Linked DNA regions of Homo sapiens: region 1 is linked to region 2. Evidence: chromatin contacts called from ENCODE Hi-C or POLR2A ChIA-PET data. All regions are on one chromosome and are shown on one strand. The core of a region is the stretch at or near the end of the contact, and the rest is flanking DNA. Distances in the headings are between cores, read along the strand shown.

Region 1 (5,429 bases), core at 1,894-4,393, 54 kb before region 2:
TTTAATTTTTTATTTAATTTTATTTTTAAATTTTTGGACCTGTGGGTTTACAGATTTCTTCAAATTTGGAAAATCTGGGGGTGTTTCATCTTCAGATATGTTTTCTGTCCCCATCTTTGTCTCCTCTTTTTGAAGATTCCAGTTATACGTGTATTAGGCCACAGCTCTCTCATCCATTGCTTAATTTTTTGTTACTGTGCCTTTTTCTCTATGTGTTTCATTTTGGGTAGTTTCTATTTTTTGTCTTGAAAGTAACAAGTCTTTCTTTCTCAATGTCTGATTTGCTGTTAATTCTACATGTTTTTCAAATCAGACATTGTGATTTTCACCTCTAGAAAATGCGGGTATTAAAAACAAACCTTCCATGACTACTTGGTGTTTTGAACTTGTGGAATAAATACAATTTTAATAATCTGCTAACTCTAACATCTGTGGCAGCTCTGGGTTGGTTTTAATTGAATAATTTAATCTTCTCAATAGGGATTGTAATATCCTTCCTTTCATGCCATATCATTTTTTAAGCAGATTCCAGACAATGGAATTTCACTTTGGTGAGCACTGGATATTTTTGTTTTCTTATAATTATCCTTGAGCTTTGTACTTGGTACAGTTATATGGAAACAGTTTGGTTCTTTAAGGTCTTGCTTTTAAGATGTGTTGGGCAGGATTGGAGCAGTGCTTTACTAAGGCTCATCGTTTTCAACAACTGAGGCAAGGCCCTTCCATGTCCCATACCAACTGCCTGTGAATCATGAGGTTTTCAGTCTGGCTGATGAGAACGGCACTGCTCACTTCTGGCCCAGTGTGTGTGTGACCCTGTGATCCTTCTGGCCCCGTGTGTGTGTGACCCTGTGATCCCTACTCCATTTGGGTGGCTCTTTTCTGGCTGTGGGCAGTTTGTGCAGCTCAGGGCTCAGCTCAGTGCTGGACGCTCTGCAGGCCCCTGGGCCTTTTCTCTCCCTATCCCGGGAGGGCTCAGGCGTCCCATCTCTGTCCTGCCAGGTCTGCTGCCTGGCCTCCCCGGGTTCTCAGCGTTGTCTTCTCTCTTAGGCAATGAGCTGGGGCCGTTTTCTGCTGGCTACATCTGTTTTCCATCACACGGATCAGTGCTTTGTTGGCTGATGCCCAGTAACTTGAAAACAGTTGCTTCATATATTTTGTCAGTTTTTTTGGTTTTTGGTTGTTTCAGACAGAAGAGAAAGTCTTGCCCCTATAATCCCATCTTGTTCTAAAGCAGACATCTCTGAATTCTTCTGCAAGCAGGTGTGGTAAAATAAATAACATCATAAAATAATGACCACATTCACATTCCCAAGCTCATATTTAAGAAAAGATGAAAATGACTCAATCCTGGTGTTCTCCATCTGTCTTTGGAATGCTGTTGCCTTAGTCAGGGCCATTCGGCTTTAGTTGGTGTCCTGAACAATGGCAGAACCTCAGTGCCTTAAAACAGTGTGAGTTCCTGCCCCACTCACACAAAACCCCGTGCAAATGTTCTTGGCTGGGCAGCTCTTCACTGGAGGCTCAGCTCTAAGCCTTGGGATAGCTGCGTGTTTTGTGCCTGAGCTCTGTGGGATGTGTCAGGCCGATCTGTCTCCATTTCGTCTGTGGCTGCCCACTTCTGGCAGAGGCAGAGGTGAGTAGTTGTCACAAGCCAAGCTGTTTAGTCTGGCTTGGTAAGAACATGTTTGCTCTGACATTGACCCAAGGATCCCAGCTGTGCCCCGCCTGAAGCTCCACCATCATCCATCCCTGGCCTCGAAGCTGTCACGGAAGGGGAGAGAGGAGGTTATGTGAAGGCTCTCTGCTCCCACCTGCTCGGAGCTGATGCGCTGTTTCTGCTCCCAGCGCACTGGAGAGACAGCACACGTCTCAACCCAGATGCAAGGGTGCTGGGATGCGGAGGTCAGCTGCCTGTCCAGGAAGCCCAGATGCAAGGGTGCTGGGATGCGGAGGTCAGCTGCATGTCCAGGAAGTGGAAGTGGACCGTGAGCTTCTCAGTTTTTGCCATAGCTGTCCCAAAGTTTAATAGCACACAATTATTGCTCGCTCTCTTAAAACTTCCTCTCACTAGTTCATGTGTGTGTGTGTGTGTGTGTGTGTGTGCGCGCGCGCTCTCAACAGTGTTCTGTTGGCAAGGATGGAGCAGCTCTGCCTGCTTATCACTTTTCAGAGAGGTCTGTGATGTTGATATTCCCTTTGCTTGCTTCTGTGTTCTGGGACTTACAGTGATTTTACCACCTCCCAACCCAGCTTCTAATGTGGGCTGTAGCAAGTACTACCACAGATAGTTTTAAAACTCTCTCCCTCCTCTTCTCACAGGAAGCATTTTGTTATCATTTGGGGATTAAAGGCAGTTTGTTTATGCATCATGGCCCAGTGTGATTATTGCGCTAAGGGTAGAATGGTTTCAGCGACTGGAACCATAGGTCACAGCCGGATTGCTTGTAATCTAGTTGCTTAACTGAAGACTTTTCTCTAAGGGATGGGACAGATTTGGGTTTGACCTCACATGTGCCCTGGGTAATTAGAGAAGTAATGGGTCACCAGTGGAGGCTTAGAAGGAAGCCAGCAGGAATCCCTAATTCTCAGCCTGGATCATTGGCTTCTGGGGACCAGGAGCTGGATGTTTAAGTGGTTTTACTCAGATGTAAACCATGCCTCCTCCCCTGCCTGTGGCTGGGCCGTCCGCCATACCCTGAGCCTGACTGCGGTGCTGCCCTTTAGCCAAGGAGCCCCGGCTCTTCCTGTTTACTTAGCGCAATTCTAAAGTTGTGTATGAATTTGTAAGAGCTTTGGAAAGTTGCCCCACTGCCTTCTCTCCCAGGACCCCTCAACTGCCCATCCCTGTTCACCTCTTGTAGGTGTGGAGTTTGGTTGGGCACACAGAGGGGTATAATCTGCCAGGCCTGTTTGCCACAAGGGCTCAGCAGCTTTTTCTCCACAAGCTGTAAGCTAAGAATTATGATGCCTGCTCTTTTACCCACTAATTGCATCATCCAGCTTTCTTTTACAACATATTTTTAAAATATTTTTATGCAAGTTACACATGTTCATGTTAGAAAAATTTAAAAATAAACAGGAACAAAGTGAAACAAATTACTCACATTGCTGTCATTCAGGAGAAACATTAGCTGGGCTTTGTTCTCAGATGCACACACACAGAAGCATTCAGGCGTGTGTAGTACGTAGCAGTATTTGTCTACCTGTTAATATTTATCTGTCATGTATCTATTTTCAAAAATTGGGTCATGATACATGTTCTGCTCTATAATGCACTTTGTATGGTTTTAAAATCTGGGAATATATTATGATTGTGTGTCTGTTCAATAATTAGAGGCCTCCATCATCATTGTTAATGACCACACAGTATTTGTTTGAAATGACCAAATCTGCCTAACAGAATTTTTATTATGGGTCATTTCTTTGTTTCTACTTTTCTGCTCCTGCAAACAATATTTCCAAAATGTGATTGCATGCATTTTTGTGTGTGTCTGTCTAGATTGTTTTTACGGCACATTTCTAGAGAAATCTTTTTTTAAAAAAAATTTCAGTAGATTTTTGGGGAACAGGTGGTGTTTGGTTACATGAATAAGTTCTTCAGTGGTGAATCCTGAGATTTGGGTGCACCCATCACCCGAGTGGTGTACACTGTATCCAACGTGTAGACTTTTATCCCTCACCCCCCTCCCCCACCCTGCTGTAGGAACATTCTGGGAGGTTTTGATCTGCACCAGGGATGGTGGTTGGCCTACGGTGGGCTTTCCCTGTTGTGTTTTCTTCCTGGCCCCTGTTCATATTATCCTGCGGATGGATGTTCTCTGTAGCTGAGCAGTGGTGACTGACTTACTACAGGACTAATATAGAATGCACCTTCGTTGGGGAGCCTGTAATGGGTCAGGAGGGAGGGCTGAAGGGAGGGTCAGGGGCTGAAGGCACCGTCTCTGACCCCGGGATGGTGGAAATACAGCCTGTGTAAGTGCTCATGTTTCTTTGCTGAGTGACTGCATTTTGATTCTTACAATTTGTTTTTTCTGCAAATGGTTTGATTTTCGGTATGCCCTGAGAGCCAAACCATCTAGCGTTTGTGCCTGTCATGTATGTTTATTTGCCAGCTCTGTCTTTATCCCAGGTTCTGACAGTTCGCACCGTGTGGCTTGTCTGTGTCTTGTTTGATCTCTGCCTCACAGTCAGCTGTTCTTACCAGACCCATAGTCACACCGGGCCCCGCACTGGGAGGAGCTCACAGAGCAGCCAGCCCAGCGCCCTGCCTGCTGTTCCCCGGGGCGGAGCCTGGTTAGCCATGGTGGTCCTGTTCTGCAGAGCCCCAGAATGCTGAATAAAAGAGGGCTCGGCCTGTCTCGCTTCTAGAGGACTCGCAGGGCTATATCTGTGGCCACAAAAGTTTTTTCAAATCCTCCTGTTTCGCGTGCATTCCTGTTGAAGGACACTTTGTTTCTGTACATTGTTGATTCACTGACATTGTTAACGAGCTGTGGCCGGGAACACTGTCCCCCATTCCTGAGTGGAGCTTCTCCACCACACCTGTTCCTCGTGAGGGCAGCACAGCCAGAACGGCAACACTGTGCTTTGGGGCCGTTTTAAATAGCAAAATCACCAACAAAAGCACAAAAAGTGTGAAATGCGTGGCCCTAAATAGACCTTGAAAAAGACCCTGTTTACGGCAGGAGAGTGGAAACAAGAGGGCCGTTGTCAGCTTTACCAGCTCAGCTGTGGACCTGGGTATCAGGTGACTCCGATTTTTCCCCATTCTGCGCCTGTCCGCAGATAATGGCGGAGGTGCTCCAAGTACTGATTTTCGAGGTGAAGTCACAAATTTGGAATCTGCAAATAATGCGGAGGGACTGTATTCTCCGGCTGGTAGCTCCTAGAGAGAGGCTCTGTGCTGAGGGCCCAGGGACCCTGCCAGCAGGTGCCCTTGCCGTGTGACCGCCTCAAGCGAAACCGGCCTCGGAATCTGTGCTGCAGGGTTTACATTAGTTGTTGAGAACAGGACAGTTGGCTGGGTGCAGTGGCTCACGCTTGTAATCCCAGCACTTTGGGAGGCTGAGGCGGATGGATCTCTTGAGCTCGGGATTTAGAGACCAGCCTGGGCAAAATGGCGAGACCCGTCTCTACAAAAAATACAAAAATTAGCTGCACATGGTGGTATACGCCTGTAGTCCTGGCTACTCACTTGGAGGCTGAGGCAGGAGGATTGCTTGAGCCTCGGAGGTTAAGGCTGCAGTGAGCTGTGATTGCATCACTGCACTCAAGCCTGGGCAATAGAGCCAGACCCTGTCTCAAAGAAGAGAGAACAAAAGAAGGAACAGGACAGTCTTGTGCAGAATAGCACAAGACAGTGAACAGTTTAGCAGTCCTTAACCAATCTTCTTTAGGGGAGAAAATATCTTGCCTTTCAGACTAGA
Region 2 (4,911 bases), core at 1,409-3,908:
CAATTCACCCCGTTCAGGTGTACAGTTAGGTGGGTTTTAGGGTGTCTGCAGGGTTGTGCAGCCTAAATAATGAAGAAAGCAGCGAAAGCTTATTTTGATTTTGTGGTGATGGGGAGCCATGGGAGGGTTTACGGAACGTTGGGATGATGTTTATATTCTAGAAGGAGCTTTCTGGCAGCCCTCGGGAGAGGGAATCGGGGAGTGTGTGAGGGAGGCAGGGAGGCCGGGTAAGGCCTGAGTGGTGAGAACCTCTGTGAAGCCAAGGGCTCTAGTGCTGCAGAGGAGAGAGAAGAGGAGGCACGGTTCCCAGAGTGACGGGAGCACAGGGAGGGCTGGGCAGAGCCGCCCCAGCCTCCTGACCCGGGCTGTGCAATGCTGGGGAGACGGAAGGAGGCAATCCTGGAGGAGCCCTTGCTGACAGCCCCAAGTTGGGTCGAGGGCCTTGGTTTTGGTTGCCGGGCAGAATGGCAGCACTGAGCAGAGCCATCTCCGCTGCACACACACACACACTCGTACCCGTGCTTGTGTCCGCCCCACTGCAGGCACTCACTTGTACACACCTGTGTGTGGTTGTGTTTTTCTTCTCGTGATGCTCACAGAATGTACATGGAGACAGATTCGCACACTGAGGTGACGAGGCAGAGATGGAAGCCTAGGCCTGCCCTTGGTGTGGTTCCCTCATGGCTGCTGAGGGGAGCCTTAGAGAAGGCCGCTCCCTGTGCGGGCCTGGAGCTCCGGAGCAGCCACCAGGGACGGGAGCCTGGGAGCCGTCAGCCCTCGAGGAAGGCCTGGGAGCCGTCAGCCCTCGGGTGGCCCTCGGATGGCCCTCGGAAGCCATGTGGAGTCACGGGCACGCAGGAGGCAGGAGAGGCCATTCTCCCCTTGCCCAGGGTGGAGGGTGAAGGGCGGGGCAGCTGTGGAGGAGGGAGGCTGGGAGTTGCTCCAGCTGTGGTGTCTGCCACCTGCCTGTGCTTTTAGAGGCTTATTCTTTCAGGGACGCTTTAGCTACAGAGTACTATTTTTTGTCTTTTCTTCAGTGAAAATAGCGACCCGTGGCGTATCCACTCCGCACAGGTGTTTGGCTTTCCCAGAGGGCCTCGAGGGGACGCCGAAGGCTGTCATTTGGGGCTGTCTGCCCAACTCTGAGCCAGCCTGTCTCTAGGGTGCTCAGAACATGGCACCCTGAGGCATAGACATCATGTAGATCCGCACCATAGACGGGGCTGTAGAGAAGCCAGTCTGGCACTTTTGTGGGGGATGTTTGTGGCTGAATTACACCTTTGGGCATCTGTGGTTTCCTTTTGGACACAGAGAACTCAGCGTGTGTTGTCATTTATTTTCATGTCATGGTTTAGACTAAAAAGGTTTCCATTTTCTGGTTGGGCACAGAAAGGCCCCGGATCACCTCCGAGCCCCAGGACGCAGATGTGACCTCGGGGAACACCGTGTACTTCACCTGCAGAGCCGAAGGCAACCCCAAGCCTGAGATCATCTGGCTGCGAAACAAGTGAGTTGGGGCCAAACAGAAATGCCCCTGTGCATCTCTCGGAGTTACACTCAGACACCCAAACCACACCTCACTCCCCACCAAGGCCCACGTCCACTTTTCCTCCTCCACGTAGGGAAAAGTACAAAGGAGAAACTATTTCTGCTCCTTTTCCGGTCTTACATGGCAGGGGGTGTGACGACGTTTCTGCCAGGCTGGGGCCCCTTCCCCACTCTCTCCTGGGCAGCACAGGGGTGCCCTGGCTGGGCAACGCGTCACTGCGGCCCTTCCCGGTGGGAGGGAGGGAGAGCATGCTGGTTGTTCTCTCCCTGCCTGCTGACGTCTGGCAGCAGCCTGTTTGCTCTGGTCACTGTTGTTGGCAGCCTTGACCTGGGGCATTGTGACCAACCTGAGTGGGTGCGGGAGGGGCCCTGACCTCTGCTGGGACGGCGTCCTCAGGAGCCTGGAGCGCCATGCAGCTGCTGACACAGGTTCGCTCAGCTCCCGTGTGGATCTAACTTGTCTCCCAAACAAAGGAAGTCTTCTCTTGTGTCCACAAACATGCTGTGGACCTGTTAAGGCTAAGACGGCCCTGGCTGCGGCTGTCAGGGTGACGGAGGGAAGTCCTACCGCTGACCATTACATGCGTCCTGGCAGCGAGCCCCACCTGTGAGCCAGGTGTGGGGAGCACCCCTGCGCTGCTGGGGTTTGTGAGCTGGGGCTGTGTTGGTTAAGGAGTGATGGAGTCTAGGGGGAAGAGATGGGAGGAGGTGAAAGGCGTGCAAGGGGGGTGGGTGGGGCAGGACCTGGGTGCAGGGGCAGAGAGGCCTAGGTGGGAATGAGGTCAGATTGCCGGAAGGCACCTGGGGCCAAATCACTGAGGGTCCTAAGTTGGAGTGGAGCACTTTCAAAGTGACCTTTTGAAAGGAATCCTTAAAAGAAAATCCTGAAGTAAAGCCACCATGTCCTACCTTCTCCCATCTGCCTGCGTGAGGACAGCTTCTGAAGGAGCTCCTCCTGCCGGCCCAGCCCCAGCACTCCTGCGCTGCTCCTCTCTGGCCATGTTTAGTCATGAGGCAGCAAGAGGGATGCGTCTGAGATGTGAGCCCTGTGATACTCGGGCTCAAACTGAGTCATTGTTTGATACTCGGGCTCAAACTGTGATGAGGCACAAACTGAGTCATTGTTCCAGACTCCAGAGGCAAACCGGGCTGGGCTTGGCTCTCGGGCAAGGTGGTGTTTATAGAAGAGATGGACAGGAGCAGGGAGCTGGCCATCCCCAGTGGTCAGGAACAGAATGGGAAGATGTGTTCATGCTGAAGAGGACATGGGAGGTTTGTTCCAGCTCTAGATTTTGTTATCCTCATGACTGAAAAGTCATATTGACCTTGGCTGCAGTGCCGGACAAGGAGCCTGTAAGGTGCAGTCACTCTCTTCACAGCTTTTGTCTTGGATGGCTCCCAAGTTGATGAGATTTAAAATCCAGAGAACACTGGAGGAATTCTGCAGTATTATGTTGTGTGCATTTAAAAGTCAGGGAAGCATAAATTTGGCCCCAGTCCATCACACCTACATTTTATATACGAAAAAATTGATGCCCGCAGTTGAAATCTCACAGCTAAATATGGCAGAGCTAGAGCCAAAGCCCTGAGGCCTGGTGACCTGTGCTGGGCTCTGCCCTCCACCAGCTCGAGTCTCACCTGCCGGCTGGCCTTACCTAACATCCAGAGTCACCTGCAGGCCACCCTCACCTGCTGGCTCGCCGTGTTTCTGGTGGGGGGGATTGGGCCACATCAGAGAGAGTCTTGTTTATGGGGCCTAAGCTGACATTGCTTCCATCCAGCAATCCCTGTGGGTAAGGACAGATTGCAAGTTGGGGGATTGGTGCCAGGCGAGGAGAGCATGAGGAAGATTTGGGAGAAGGTGGGCGTTGGTCTTTCGAGTGTTCCCGACGGTTTGGCTGCGCGCTGGCAGGTTTCTGAGGGCGGTCATGGGGAAGTGCTTTTGCACAGTGCTGGTGCTGCTCCTCCTGCATGAGCGACCCAGCTTGGTCCAGGCTGCACAGGCTCCTTAGGAAACTCGCGTGGAAGGTGATGAATCTCGTGCACTGAGGAAGTGGGTTTCTGTTTCACAGAGGTCTTGTCTGTCTTGGTGATCTGCAAGTAGGAGTTCTCTGTAGGCCCGTCTGCATTCTCAGAGGGCTCCGTGCCTGGCTGTTCTTACTCTGTCCTCACACTTGCCATAGACTGGGATCTCAGTGGCATCCAATGTCACCTCTCTCCTCTTCACCTGCTTCTGCATAAAGGGAACTAAAGTGAAGTTACAGGTGGGGTGAGGGTGAGAGGCGGCAGGACTGAGCGTTGGGGTAAAGGTTGCAGCTTTTCTTGGCTGCCCGAAGTGTGTGTGATGCAGCATGGCCCCAGGGGAGGTCCTTGCTGCCCGAGGACTGGCCAAGCCATGCAAAGGTGGGGTCACCTGTGTCCTGGCCTCTTCGTGGTGCAGTGCCACAGGTTCCTCCCAGATCCCAGAGGGAGGCCAACCAGCAGCTTGCAGGCACTGTTTGTTAAAATACAGATAGAGAGGTCTGGCGCACACCTGCAATCCCAGCACTTTCGGAGCCCGAGGCAGGAGGAGCGCTTAAGCCCAGGAAGCTGAGGCTGCAGTGAGCAATGGTTATACCGCTGCGCTCCAGCCTGGGCTGCAGAGTGAGACTCTGTCTCTAAAATAAAAAAATAAAATACACATAGATACAGCTCTGGCTTTTAGTAATGTAAAAATGTTTCTACCCTTTTTAGTTAATTCACCAGAAACGAAAGAAAATGTTTCCTTGGAATTTTTTCCGTTTTGTTCATTGCTTTCTCCTTTGGAATTAGAAACACTTTAAAACATGTAGATAGATTGAACACGTGAATACTAAGGATAAGTACCTGAGTGAATGAGATGTGCAAATACACGGTCCCCTTTTCAGAATTGCCTGTTAGGTCAGGGCTGCCAGGAAGGAGGAGACCCTGGAAGGTGAGCTGTTCCTCGCACAAGTTGTGCCTGCTGCAGGGCTGGAAACCCCTGTGCTGGGGATGGGTGAGGTACGTCTTTGTGCTTTCAACACTTGACCAGACCATATTTCTGTCTTTGTAGTAATGAGCTGAGCATGAAGACAGATTCCCGCCTAAACTTGCTGGACGATGGGACCCTGATGATCCAGAACACACAGGAGACAGACCAGGGTATCTACCAGTGCATGGCAAAGAACGTGGCCGGAGAGGTGAAGACGCAAGAGGTGACCCTCAGGTACTTCGGGTCTCCAGGTATGTGGCGGGCATTTCACACCGGGGTTCCATCCAGAATTGTCGTCCCTCACTATCTGCCTTCTCCTTTCCTTGCACCCCAAAATAAGAATGAACATTGAAGTCTGAAGTTGAAGCTCC

Evidence for each region. A loop is a pair of places that touch in the nucleus more often than their neighbours do. ChIA-PET counts read pairs that join two places held with the same protein, here RNA polymerase II (POLR2A). Pooled maps may share reads with other maps.
Region 1: a map of IMR-90 shows a loop between it and region 2 (2.6-fold over the local background). The contact joins two enhancer-like sites. A Hi-C loop is called at or near these places in 30 of 168 maps with a recorded cell type or tissue (IMR-90, MCF 10A, PC-3 and 21 more) and 19 of 50 pooled maps. POLR2A ChIA-PET finds 5 or more read pairs at or near these places in 6 of 52 experiments (AG04449, AG04450, BJ and 3 more).

The regions. Positions count from the first base shown.
Region 1 is chr2:1,727,830-1,733,258 of GRCh38, reverse strand. All of the region lies in intron 1 of PXDN (peroxidasin), which reads left to right. Among named protein-coding and RNA genes, the nearest start is that of PXDN, 14 kb to the left of the region's middle. RefSeq lists enhancers at 2,253-2,858, 3,786-4,468, 4,469-5,151. Within about 2 kb of position 3,143, at least 24 of the 41 ENCODE cell types and tissues checked have a DNase peak (open chromatin) inside an H3K27ac peak, as active enhancers do; they include PC-3, ascending aorta, heart right ventricle and 3 more, where a contact is called at or near this core.
Region 2 is chr2:1,673,523-1,678,433 of GRCh38, reverse strand. It overlaps PXDN (peroxidasin), which reads left to right. Exons shown (of 23, transcript NM_012293.3): 8 at 1,390-1,507; 9 at 4,622-4,791. Among named protein-coding and RNA genes, the nearest start is that of LALTOP, 51 kb to the right of the region's middle. RefSeq lists an enhancer at 46-971. Within about 2 kb of position 2,658, at least 11 of the 41 ENCODE cell types and tissues checked have a DNase peak (open chromatin) inside an H3K27ac peak, as active enhancers do; they include PC-3, ascending aorta, heart right ventricle and 3 more, where a contact is called at or near this core.